2 separate regions of the Homo sapiens genome follow, and region 2 is linked to region 1. Evidence: chromatin contacts called from ENCODE Hi-C or POLR2A ChIA-PET data. All regions are on one chromosome and are shown on one strand. The core of a region is the stretch at or near the end of the contact, and the rest is flanking DNA. Distances in the headings are between cores, read along the strand shown. Region 1 holds the start of DNPH1 (2'-deoxynucleoside 5'-phosphate N-hydrolase 1). Region 2 overlaps TTBK1 (tau tubulin kinase 1).

Region 1 (6,216 bases), core at 1,247-3,746:
GAAAGAAAGAAGAGAGAGAGAGGAAGGAAGGAAGGGGAAAGAAGGAAGAAAGAAGGAGAAAGAAAGAAAAAGAAAGAAAGAAAGAAGAAAGAAGGAGGAAGGAAGGAAGGAAAGGAAGGACGGGAGGGAGGAAGGAAGGAAAGAAAGAAAAAGAAAGAAAGAAGAAAGAAAGAGAAAGAAGGAAAGAAAGAAAAGAAAGAAAGCAGGAATACAGCAGTGAACGACCTTCTACTAGGTATAGAAAAACATGCAACAAAATTAATAAGTTATATGGTGTATGAGAAGGAGAAAAGGCAAGGTAGGGAAGGGTGATAGAGAGTACTGGGGGATGGAGGGCTGCCATATTGAATAGGGTGATCAGGGAAGGTGAAGTGTGAACAAAGACTTGAAGGAAATGAGGAGTGAGCCAGGAAGCTACCTGGGAGAACAGTGTTCCGGGCAGAGGGAACAGCAAATGCAAAGACTCTGAGGCAAGGGCATGGCTGACATGCTTAAGGAACAGCCAGGAAGCCAGTGAGGTGGCAGAGAAGTGAATGAAAGTAATAGAAGCTGGAGTTAGGGAAGTAAGAGGGTGACAGGATCATCTGGAGCCTTGTGAGCTACTGTGAGGTTTTCAGTTTTTACCCCAAGTGAGATGGGAACCACTGGAGGGTTTTGAGCAGAGGAGGGTCATGACCTAGATCACTCAAGCTGCTGAGTGGAGAGCAAACTGTAGCAGGGAAGGGCCAGGGGAGGTGTATAGAGAACCCTTGACATAAGTAATTCCATCTTAGAAAGACTCCATCACTGGGCACATTCGCTTATGCCTGTAATCCCAGCGCTTTGGGAGGCTGAGGTAGGGGGATTGCTTGGGTCTAGGAGTTTTGAGACCAGCCGTGGAAACATAGTGAGACCTCGTCTCTACAATTTTTTTTTTTTTGAGATGGAGTTTCACTCTGTTGCCTAGGCTGGAGTGCAGTGGCGTGATCTTGGCTCACTGCAACCTCTGCCTCCCGGGTTCAAGCGATTCTCCAGCCTCAGCCTCTGGAGTAGCTGGGACTACAGGAGTGTGCCACCACGCCTGGCTAACTTTTTGTATTTTTAGTAGAGACGGGGTTTCACCGCGTTAGCCAGGATGGTCTCGATCTCCTGACCTCGTGATCTGCCCACCTCGGCCTCCCAAAGTGCTGGGATTACAGACATGAGCCACCGAGCCCAGCCAATTTTTTTTTTATTAGCTCAGCATGGTGGCACGTGCCTGTAGTCCTAGCTACTCAGGAAGCTGAGGTGGGAGGATTCCTTGAACCCTCAAACTTGAGGCACGAGTTTGAGGCTGCAGTGAGCAATGATCGTGCCTCTGCACTCCAGTGTGGGCGACAGGGACCTTGTCACCAAAAATAATAAATAAATAAATAAATAAAGTTTTAAAAAACTTCATCTTACATTTCAAAAGGCATCAAGCCAACAGGGTCCAGATGTTCGCCTAACCAATGGAGACAACACCCAACCAGATAAGGGCATCACCCTTTACTATAAGTCCTCATCAGAGGACTCAAGGACCATAAAATGATCAGGACTTCAGCAGCTAGACACGGCCACCTTAACAGACCGAGTCTTGCTATCACTCGTGCCCAGCACCTGGTGTCTGCCTCTGAAGGCTCTGCCCAAATCAAGGACTCTTCCTTGCAAGCTCTTGATGACTATCCCCATCAGGCCGGGACTCTGTCCACAGCACTCTCCTTGGACTGGTTCGTTAACCCCTTTTCTCTTGATGTTAAATGTTCTTGTGTTTGATGTGAAATTTTAACCTGTAACATTTATATCCTTACATATAATACTATGGATGGTTTGCAATACAGTCTGACTTGTGGAGTGGCTCCAGCTTGCATGCCCGCGGCTCTGACTACCGAGTGAACAGGTGGTCCTAAGGAGAACTGACTTCTTGGGAACTCCGTGTGACGCCTAGCTTTTGTGATTGAAATAGCATCAGTAAAAACCTGATCTTGTGGACAGACACAAAGGTGGGTGGACCTGGTTCTGTCTGACCTTGAGCAGCTCACGACATGTGGACACCTGTTAGGAGGCTGTGGAGAGCCCAGAGGAGGCTTAGACCAGGGTGGTGGCCCTGTAGGCGGTCGTGAGATTTCAGATTTGGAAGGACGAATCCACACGAGTTGTCAATGGATGGGACGCAGAGTTTGAGAGAAAGGGAACGATCCAGATGACTCCGAGGGTCTTGGGCCTGAGCAGCTGGGAGGATGCAGCTGGGGAAGACGGCGGGGAGGAGGGGAGCAGAAGCGGGTGAGGTGGGGAAGCCCTCGAGTTCTGCCTGGACAAGGTCAAGTTAAGGTGCGTGTTAGGCATCCGAACGTCAAGTCCAGGAAGGGTGTGTTCCCGAAAGGGTCCCGGCTGGATCCTCCCAGTTCGTCGTCCCCATTCCACAGGTGTGGACTCAGCAGCCGGGCTCTGCGCTGGGCCGGGCGGGGTCACGTGGCCGCGGGCTGGCGCCCCCTGGCGCCGGAGAGCGCGGGCGGCTGGGGAATGGCTGCTGCCATGGTGCCGGGGCGCAGCGAGAGCTGGGAGCGCGGGGAGCCTGGCCGCCCGGCCCTGTACTTCTGCGGGAGCATTCGCGGCGGACGCGAGGACAGGACGCTGTACGAGCGGATCGTGTCTCGGCTGCGGCGATTCGGGACAGTGCTCACCGAGCACGTGGCGGCCGCCGAGCTGGGCGCGCGCGGTGAGGCCCTGGGGCCGCGGGACGCGGGGACGCGGGCGCGGACCTGGCTGGGGTGGCAGGGACCCGGCCTGTCCGCCCCCCCGACCCCCGGCAGCTGCGCTCCCGGCGCCCGGAGCCCGCCCTCCTACCCCGGTGCTCCATCCAGCGCCCCAGCCCGAGAAGGAAACGGGCCGGGGCTCGGGCTGCGTGGGTCCCAGCAAGCCTGCGGGTGTAAGGCAGACTCAGCATTATCTTGACCTTTGGTTCCTTCTTGGAGAACTCTGTCTTCAGCTGCTTTCAGAGCGTTTGTAGGGTGCAACAGAAAGAAGGTAGATTGGGCTGCTTTGCTTGGGCTCAGTTCCCACCTCACCCGCTGGAATCTTTTCCACCACCCAACACGAAAGGTATCCTCCTGCCTCCCCACCAACTTTTTTTGTTTTGTTTTGTTTTGTTTTTGAAACGGAATCTCACTCTGTCGCCCAGGCTGGAGTGCAGTTGCGTGATCTCGGCTCACTGCAACCTCGACCTCCCGGGTTCAAGTGATTCTCTTGCCTCAGCCTCCCGAGTAGCTGGGACTACAGGCACGCGTCACCACACCCGGCTACTTTTTGTATTTTTAGTAGAGACGGTGTTTCACCATATTGGTCAGGCTGGTTTCGAACTCCTGACCTCAGGTGATCTGCCCGCCTCGGCCTCCCAAAGTGCTGGGATTACAGACAGGAGCCACCGCCCAGGGCCTGCCTCCCCTTTTTCTGTGAAGACATCAGCACTCTTTTAGACCTGGCTGACCCCAGTTCTCACTATTACCCTCTCTCACATTTTTGTTTTGTTGATACAAGGGCCTCTCTGTCGCCCAGGCTGGAGTGCAGTGGTGCGATCATAGCTCACTGCAGCCTCGGCTTCCTAAACTCATGATCCTCCAGCCTCAGCCTCCTATTAGCAAGGACTGCAGGGGCACGACACCATGCCTGGCTCAAAATTTTTCTGTAGAGATTGGGAGTCTCACTATGTTGCCCAGTCTGGTCCCGACCTCCTAGCCTCAAGTGATCCTCCCGCCTCAGGCCTCCCGAAGTGCTGGGACTATAGATGTGAGCCCCCATGCTGGCCTCATATTCTCTTTCAGGCCATTATTGTGTTCTGCTCCTGGCTGCTGGGTTTTTCTTTCTCTTTCTATTTATTTAGTTATTTATTTGGAAACAGTCTTGTTCTATTACCCATGCTGGAGTGCAGTGGCAAAATCTCAGCTCACTGCTAACCTCTGCCTCCCGGGCTTGAGCAATCCTCCCACCTCAGCCTCCCAAGTAGCTGGGACTACAGGTGTGTGCCGCCATACCTGGTTAAGTTTTGTATTTTTTATAGGGACGGGATTTTGCCATGTTGGCCAGGCTGGTCTTGAACTCCTGAGCCCAAGTGATCTGCCTGCCTCAGCCTCCCAAAGTGTTGGGATTACAGACATGAGCCGCTGAGTCTGGCTGGATTTCTCTAAAGCATATTTGATGTGCTGGTCTGGAATCTTGCAGATCCTTCCAGTTTGAAAATTGTATCTTGAATGCTTGTGCTTCTGCTCAGAAAACCTTAAGTGGTTTCCACTTATCCTACCCAAGAGCAGACCCACAATTTGTGGGACCTCATGCAATTCTGGGAGACCTCTTTAAAAAGACAAAAATCACAATACAAAGTTGCTGATGGTTTGGAAAGGGCCTGTGCAAGTGGAGGACCCTGAAGCTTACAGCTCATTAGTTCATGGTATATCCAGACTGCCTGGTGGCTCTCCAGGTCTTTAGTGTCATCTGAGGGAGCCTGTTAAAAATGCAGGTTCTGATCATCTGGGATAAAGCCTTCGAATATGTACTTTTTTTTTTCCCCCAAGACAGAGTCTTGCTCTGTCGCCCAGGGTGGAGTGCAGTGGAGTGATCTCCGCTCATTGCAACCTCCTCCTCCCAGGTTCAAGCAATTTTCCTGCCTCAGCCTCCCGAGTAGCTGGGATTACAGGCGCCTGCTACCACGCCTGGCTAATTTTTTAATTTTTAGTGGAGATGGGGTTCCACCATGTTGGCCAGACTGGTCTCAAACTCCTGACCTCGTGATCCTACCGCCTTGGCCTCCCAAAGTGCTGGGATTACAGGCGTGAGCCACCGCGCCTGGCCCGAATCTGTACTTTTTCTTGTTTTTTTTAAGATGGAGTTTTGCTCTGTTGCCCAGGCTGGAGTGCAGTGGTGCGATCTCAGCTCACTGCAACTTCCGCCTCCTGGGTTCAAGTGATTCTCCTGCTTCAGCCTCCCAAGTTGCTGGGATTACAGGTGTGCACCACCACACCCAGCTAATTTTTGTATTTTTAGTAAAGATGGGGTTTCACCATGTTGGCCAGGCTGGTTTTGAACTCCTGACCTCAAGTGATCCACCCGCCCCAGCCTCCCAAAGTGCTGGGATTACAGGCATGAGCCACCGCGCCTGGCCCTGGAATCTGTACTTCTAACAAGCTCCCCAGTGGTCCTACCCTGATGCGGTGGGCTGAGCCTCACTGTCCTGGAAGATAACATTTAATCAAGCTAAGACCCGAGATCCCTACCTTCTGGGCCTAGGATGCCTCTCCTACTTTTGGCTAAGTGCCCATGCACCTTTCCCTAATCAATGTCATCCACAGTTAGTGCTGCTGATGTTCCTCATTCGGCCCTAATCACATGTCCCACCTTGCATAGGGTTGAATTTTTCTTTTTGTGGCTATTCCATTTCCTCGCTGCTTTGATGAGATTGTCATGTTTGGTCAGGTCATCTGGCACAAGGCTCCCACCCTCCCTGAGCAGGGTGGGTATGGACATACAAGGGCATAGGAGTTACTGGGAGCCAGCATGAGGCATGTCCTTGACCAGCTTTCCCTCAACACAGGGGAAGAGGCTGCTGGGGGTGACAGGCTCATCCATGAGCAGGACCTGGAGTGGCTGCAGCAGGCGGACGGTGAGTGGCGCTCCCTCCTTCCAGCACCTAACTCCTCTGGAGTGCTGGGTTCCCCTGGACATCCCAGCCTCCACACCTAGAAGGGACTCCCAGAGTTCCCTCCTCACCACAGCCACACCGTCGTCTTCCTTATGAACCTCAAGTGCCCCCAATGCTGAGGCTTCCTCTCATCTTTCCTCCCAGTGGTCGTGGCAGAAGTGACACAGCCATCCTTGGGTGTAGGCTATGAGCTGGGCCGGGCCGTGGCCTTTAACAAGCGGATCCTGTGCCTGTTCCGCCCGCAGTCTGGCCGCGGTGAGCACCCCAAGCCTCCCTCCTGGCTTTCTATGGACCCAGCCCTCAGCTCCTTCCCTGGTGGGCTCTGAGCACCGCGCCTCTCCCAAGGGGTAAGGGAGCTGTGAGGGTGTGGATGGGAGGCAGCTTCACCTTTCCCTGCCCTTTCCAGTGCTTTCGGCCATGATCCGGGGAGCAGCAGATGGCTCTCGGTTCCAGGTGTGGGACTATGAGGAGGGAGAGGTGGAGGCCCTGCTGGATCGATACTTCGAGGCTGATCCTCCAGGGCAGGT
Region 2 (6,216 bases), core at 2,613-5,112, 41 kb before region 1:
GTCACGGACCCAGGGTCCTCAGAACATACCCTCTCCCATGGAGAAAATACTAGTCCCACCAGGAGGCCCCCACTCACCACAAAAAGGTCCACTGGCCCCCACACTCATTCAGGCACTTATGCACACCACATGTATAAACACAGCACACACCACACATCCCCACTGGCCAGGTTCGAGTTCCTGGGCAAGAACACTGTCGCCTTTGAGTGCTGCAGCCCTGGACAGAGGGTGGTGCAGGAAGTCCTCAGGCTCACAGTGGTTGCAAAATGAGTTTAGGCCACCTCTGCCTGTAAACCATTTTGGTTTGGTTCATACAGTGATTTTTCTTTTTAAAATTAGATGCCAACAATTAAAAATTGGGAGATTTCAAATAAAAATTAGAAGATAGTGGCAACAATTGGTTGAGCTGAGGATGGTATGGGCATGGGAGTTCCCCTGTTTACCACAGTCCCTGAACCTGCCACTTCCCTGACACTGTTTGGATCTTGTTGATGTACGAGTTGGTGACACCCATTCGGTGTTCACAGATGCCAGTGTCTTCCCCGTCTGTGAGTCTGACCCCTAGGACCTCACCAATCCCACTGAGGTCAGGCTTTGGAGCCCCTGCTTTCTCATGCTAACTCCTCCTCTGCCCACCTGATCCCCAGAGCTGCTGTGGGATGCTTGGGGCCATGTGGGATTGAGGGGTTGGAGGTCTCTGGAGAGACAGGGTCCAGCCATTTTAACCAACCCCAGTACTCTGGAGTGACTCCCATCTGGATGCCACCCCATGGCAAGGTGGGAATGGGAAAGGAAGGAAAATATGGCTTGCTGACAACTCCCCTCTTTTCTATAGACTGAGGAGGGGGCCCACCGCAAAGGACAATCAATCAACCAATACATAGACCAAGATGTTTCACAAACTCTGTCAAACAAGACCTCAGATTATTCGGCATGGGTGGGTTTTTTATATGTTCTGGTAAATAAAATGTTCTGATTAATTTGTTGAATGCAGATAATACTGGGATCTACCTCATAAGCTATCATGAGGTTTAAATGAGTTAATTTTGTAAAGTGCTTAGATCGCTGCCTGGCACATAATAAGCACTGTGTGCCAGTGGCTATTAAATAAAATCACAAATAATTGTAAGCCACCACTAAATGCAGAGTGAGACTATGAAGTGCGAAAACACCACTTTCAAAATACAACAAAGACAGCTGTCTCTTTTCAAAGCTGACCCCGAGGAGGCTACACGCTTTCCCCAAGCAGGGTATCAATCTTGAAACATTCTGGCCTTCTCTTGGGAAATGCTTCAGAAAACAAGAGTGACAATATTGCAGGCTCACAGCATCCCCACCTAGCCTGGGAACCGGAGACCAGCAACTCGACCCAAACCATGTGAAGCTCTGCCGAGCTTCACATGAACTTAATCCAACACAAGTGGCTTAGATGACCTTAACAATCTCCAAGAGTCAAAGCCACCCCGAAAAGATAATATTATTAAGATCACCTGTTAGCTCAGAGCTTTATGGCTTACAAAACACTCTCCCCTCCACCATGGAGGATATACAAAAGGATGTCCCCCTAAAGGACAACATGCTTTGAACCATGGCCTTGCTTTAAAGGACACACCCTCTCCCACAGGTGTCAGTTCTGAGGTGGGGGGTGTGTGTTTGAAAACTCAGCCGCCTTCTCAATGCTGGATCTCCCACTTCCAAAGGCGTTGGAAACAGTAATATGTATGTAATGCTGAAATGAGGCTGAAGCCAGTGCCATCATCTTCAATATTTCACAAGGCACTTTGGGATCTTAGAGTACCTCAGGGTTCTGGTCACTGAGATGGAGCTGTGCTCAGGGTTGAGTAGTGGAACCCTCTAGAAGGGAATGCTGGATCACAGAGTGCTTGGTTTCATCCAACCCCAGATTGGGTGGGGGGGCCCTTGCCCACACTGCTGCTGACTTATGGAGCAGATGGTGGGCAGGTTCCCTTCACTTCACCTCCTGCCACTACCTGGGGTGGATGGGAAGAGGGCAAGAGGAGGTGGCTGGGGGAGGCAGTGCCAGCAGGAGGGGAGTGGGGCCACTGTTCAGCCTCACCCCCTCACCTTTGTGCTTTTTGTTTTCTGTCCCTTCTCAAAGGGTCCACCTTGACCCTCTCCTGCCTACTGCCTGAGCAGGGTGCAAAGCCATCCAAAACAGCCCAGAGGGCAACAGAGGCTTGGGTTTGGGGAGATTCAAAAGTGAGCAGCTGAGATGGGGGTGGGGGTGGGGCACAAGTATTAGAACCCAAATCTGGCTTTTGTTGCCAGATGGAGAAGGTGCTCTTGGCCCAGACATCCTCAAAAATAAATAAATAAATAAATAAATAAATAAATAGACTTACAAAGAAAGATTTTGGGGAAAGGAGTGTGTGACTATGGAGTGGCTTATGTGAATGGTGTGGATGAGCCATACCACAATGGTGGCCCTCTGTGTGGACAGTTTGGCTCCAGGGCACTGCCCACCACACTTATGGCACCCCCAGGCAGGGGCCAGGGCCCTGAGGCCTCTACTCTAACCAGAGACATCTGGGGAATTGATGGGCCAAGCAGAGGTTACAGGGAGAGAGGGGTAGAAGAGTGAAGCTGGGATGAGAGTAGCTACATAGGAAACTACCAATGACTGCATAGACATCTTTCTGGCTCCCTAACACACATGTGCATACACACACTCATACAGCACTGTGCAACTTGCGCACGTGCCAGTCACATTGAGGTCTATGTAAATGGCACTTCCTGGAATTACACAGTGCACAGCCTGAGCATTCATCCATGGCAGCCCTTCCACATGCACAAACGCTCATTCGTAAGCACACTCTTATGCACAAGTGTACGCGCATGCACACAAGCAAACATACAGACACAGTCTCACTGAAATAAACATTTTGCAAATCTTTGGGCCTCCTCCCCTCCCCATACAGGCACGGCCCTTTCTAGTACCCACTTCACTACTACCGCATTCCCCAGGGGAACAGAGGTGCTGGCTGACATGGGCAGGATGAATAAAGGGAAACTTGGGCTCCCTGCAGTGAAGGTTGGGGGCTGAGAAATGGGCAGAAGAGGCAGGCGCAAGCTGGCATCCTGACACTTCCCCACTCCCAAGTGTCCAGATCCCTATCCAACCTGCCTCTCTTCTGCTGTGTCTTCACCACCGCCCTTGGGGCTGACCGAGCACCTACAGGAAGGAGTCACCTTCTGAGAAGGGCAGAGGTGGGGCTGCTCCCGCCTGGGATTTGTCCTGAGACACTGGTTTTGCTGACAAGCACATGGTTTCTCACGTCATCCTTAACAACCACCTTAGCTGCCACTGCTTCTAAGCTGGGTCTCCTCGTTGCTCAGTTCCAGCCTGCCTTGGGAGGTGGATCCCAGGCCCCTCTCATCCATCCTCAGTTCCTGAGGAGCCGAGGACAGACACCCAATCCTACCAGGGAGTGATGGCACAGGTGTCTTGGGGGAGGGGCAGCCTACCATGGACTGAGCCTTCCTGGGGTAAGATGTGTGAGGAGAGAACTCTGTCCTCAATGATGATGGCCTGAGAAAGTCTCGCTAGGTCACAGGGCTCCTCCCCCGATCACTGAGCATTGAAACACTCCCCACCACATTCCAAACCTGGCTGTCCTGGCCTCCATCCATACACAGGGACACACACACACACACACACACACACACACACACACACACACACCATGCAAGGAGGGTCTTGGCCTCCCGCCAGCCCCTCGGGGTGGATCAGACCCAGCCATGCCAAGAGATCACAAATTAAACAGAACAAAGCCCATACCAGAGTGCCTCTGGCCCTGCAGGCCTCATCTCCCTGACACCTCTCTTTCCACTGGACTCTGGACCCATCAGTGGCTCCAGCTGAGCGCCCCTGCCCTGTCCTGGAAACTGTACCACCAGCCCCACCCCTCCCTGCACCATTTGGCTGGCACCTACAAAGGGAGCTGATGGGGAGGTGGGACGGAGACTCTGCTTGGGGTGGGAGTATTACAGTACCTTGGGCCAACGTTCTAGGGGGGCTGTATTGCATGATGGGGTGGGATGGGATGTGTGAGTGTGTGATTATTGCGTCCTGGGAAGGAACCATGGTCCTCTGCCTGCTCCCCACCCCCCCCCACCTGCCCCCTCCAGGAGGGGGGGGGCCCAGCCTAGGTCTTGTGGGTGAACCGGGCCCACACCTGCTGCAGCTGGGACCGCGAGATGCGGAGCACCGAGGGCATGAGTCTGTGGTTGCCAGCAGCGAGGGGCGCGTGGCGCCGGTGGGGCGCCCGCACAGGGCTGCTCTCAGCCGAGCGGCTGCGCTGAATGAGGGAACCGGAGGAGCCCGAGGAGCCGCCGCCGCCGGGGTGAGGGTAATGCTCCGTCTCCAGCGTGGAGGAGGAGAACACGGAGGACGCCAGTCGTCGCAGGGGGCTGTACCGCGGGAGGGAGTGCCCCGAGAGTCTGTCCTCCTCCAACTGAAAGAGACCAAGAAAGTGGAGGGAAAAGAGGTGTCAGGCACAGACTCGACAGCTCCGTCTCCGGGGCCACCCACCGCTCACAGCCCCTGCGGCGCCGGCGTCCCGGGCAAGTGGGCGGGGTCAGGCAGGGTGGAGGAGGGTGCAAACCACCCGCCCCAAGGTCCTGCCTCAGAATCTAGGCTCTGGCCTCCAACGCCCTTCCCCCTCCTCCTTCTCTCTGGAACTTCTCACACTATGGTCTCTGCAAGGAGACCATGGTCACTCACCTCCTCCGAGAAGCCTTCCTGGCTTAGTCCTACCTAGCTCAGGGTTGTTCTGGACTGGGGAACCCTTTCTCTCAGGAACGTGGCTGTGTGCTCTGAGAGAGTTCCTTGCCATGTGTTGACAGCTGTGTGTGGCATGTCTCCCCAGCTAGATTCCGTGCTACTCATTAGGGCTCAGAAACTTTCCCTGTACACCCTCCGCCTTGGCACCCCCGCCCCATCACAGGGAGGTGTTGGGATCGGGGTGACCATGCGGCATAAGGTGGTACTCTAGAGCCCAATTACTCGTGTTTGAATCCCAACTCCACCACTTAAAATCTGAGTGACCTTGAGCAAGTTACTGCACCTCTCTGAGCCTCAGCTTCCTCCTCTGTAAAATGGGGGTCATAATGGTGCCCACCTCAAAGGGTGGTCGTGAGGATTCGATGTTATAAGATGTGCAGTACTTGGAACAGCACCCGCCATGGAGTAAATGCTGTGCTCTTCACTGAGCTATTTTAGTATCTAATTTTAAATCACTCTTCCAAATGAGGGAAGGGATGGACTCGTAGGAGGAGGGGCAAACTGAAGTCATTTCTTGAAAGTGGCTTTTTCCCTGCCCCCTCAAAGTCTGAGCCACCAGGCAGCTTGTGTACAGGGCTGGGCAGAACTGCTGCCTCATCGCCTTCTGGAAGAATCCTGCTCTGTGCCCCCATGCCCTCCGAGTGAAGTGGAAGTGTCCCAGATATGTGGGGGTAGAAATGGCGCCCAGGGTGTTACCAGACCTCTCCCAGCCTGACCCTCTCTCTTCCTGAGACAGAGGCCAGTTGAAATAGCTTTTACAGCAGCAGCAAGGACTGCCTGGGCCAGCTCCTCCAGGAAGGAGGGGGCCTGGGACACTCAGCCCCAGCATCCCTTGCTGCTGTCACATGGGGGCACAAGGGACTTGGCATGGAGCCTCCAGCAGAGTAGGGAAGAGGGAGAACATTCTAATAGGACTGGCTTTGCTCCCACCTTGCTTTCCGTTTCAGCTTCTTTTTGGCCAAGTCTAGGATCCTTCTGAGCTAGTCCCATCTGCACCAAGGGTTAGGGGTCTAAGGCCCACCCAGAGAGGCCAAGGGACAGAGGCACCACCATTGCCCAAAGCCCCCTCTCACAGCACATGTGGGTGGCTTGAGTTAACATTCCAGCCAGAGTTTGCTCAGCTGCCAGGCAGAAGGATTTTCATAGGATGGCATTGAATCCCAGAGGGCTCTTGCCCTTCAGATTGGGCACCACTTGTGGCCACCTACTTGTCTTCAACACCAGTTGAAATATCACCTCTGTGAGACCGCTCCAGCTCCCTCCCCTGCAAGCTCCCAGCTTCTAGCAGATAAGAGTGCTCTGTTATCTCCCTGATGGACCTGGATTGTTAACATCTTTCTAGACCTTTGCATCTCCACCCCACTGCTTGTGACCTTGAGCTCCAAAAGGGCAGGACTGGGCAGCTTTATTCA

The links. Hi-C counts contacts between places; a loop is a spot of excess contacts on that map. ChIA-PET counts read pairs that join two places held with the same protein, here RNA polymerase II (POLR2A). Pooled maps may share reads with other maps.
Region 2: a loop to region 1 is called in a map with no recorded cell type, with 3 times the contacts of the local background. The contact joins the enhancer-like site here to the promoter of DNPH1 in region 1. A Hi-C loop is called at or near these places in 2 of 168 maps with a recorded cell type or tissue (Caco-2 and naive thymus-derived CD4-positive, alpha-beta T cell), 2 of 37 single-sample maps with no recorded cell type and 8 of 50 pooled maps. POLR2A ChIA-PET finds 5 or more read pairs at or near these places in 9 of 52 experiments (Caco-2, GM10248, HCT116 and 5 more).

Annotation. Positions count from the first base shown.
Region 1 is chr6:43,225,761-43,231,976 of GRCh38, reverse strand. It overlaps DNPH1 (2'-deoxynucleoside 5'-phosphate N-hydrolase 1), which reads left to right and starts at 2,496. Exons shown (of 4, transcript NM_006443.3): 1 at 2,496-2,716; 2 at 5,582-5,650; 3 at 5,834-5,944; 4 at 6,096-6,216. The coding sequence starts at 2,521. RefSeq lists silencers at 2,198-2,637, 2,698-2,887 and an enhancer at 2,215-2,714.
Region 2 is chr6:43,267,902-43,274,117 of GRCh38, reverse strand. All of the region lies in intron 13 of TTBK1 (tau tubulin kinase 1), which reads right to left. Among named protein-coding and RNA genes, the nearest start is that of SLC22A7, 27 kb to the left of the region's middle. RefSeq lists a silencer at 1,788-2,037. Within about 2 kb of position 3,862, at least 8 of the 41 ENCODE cell types and tissues checked have a DNase peak (open chromatin) inside an H3K27ac peak, as active enhancers do.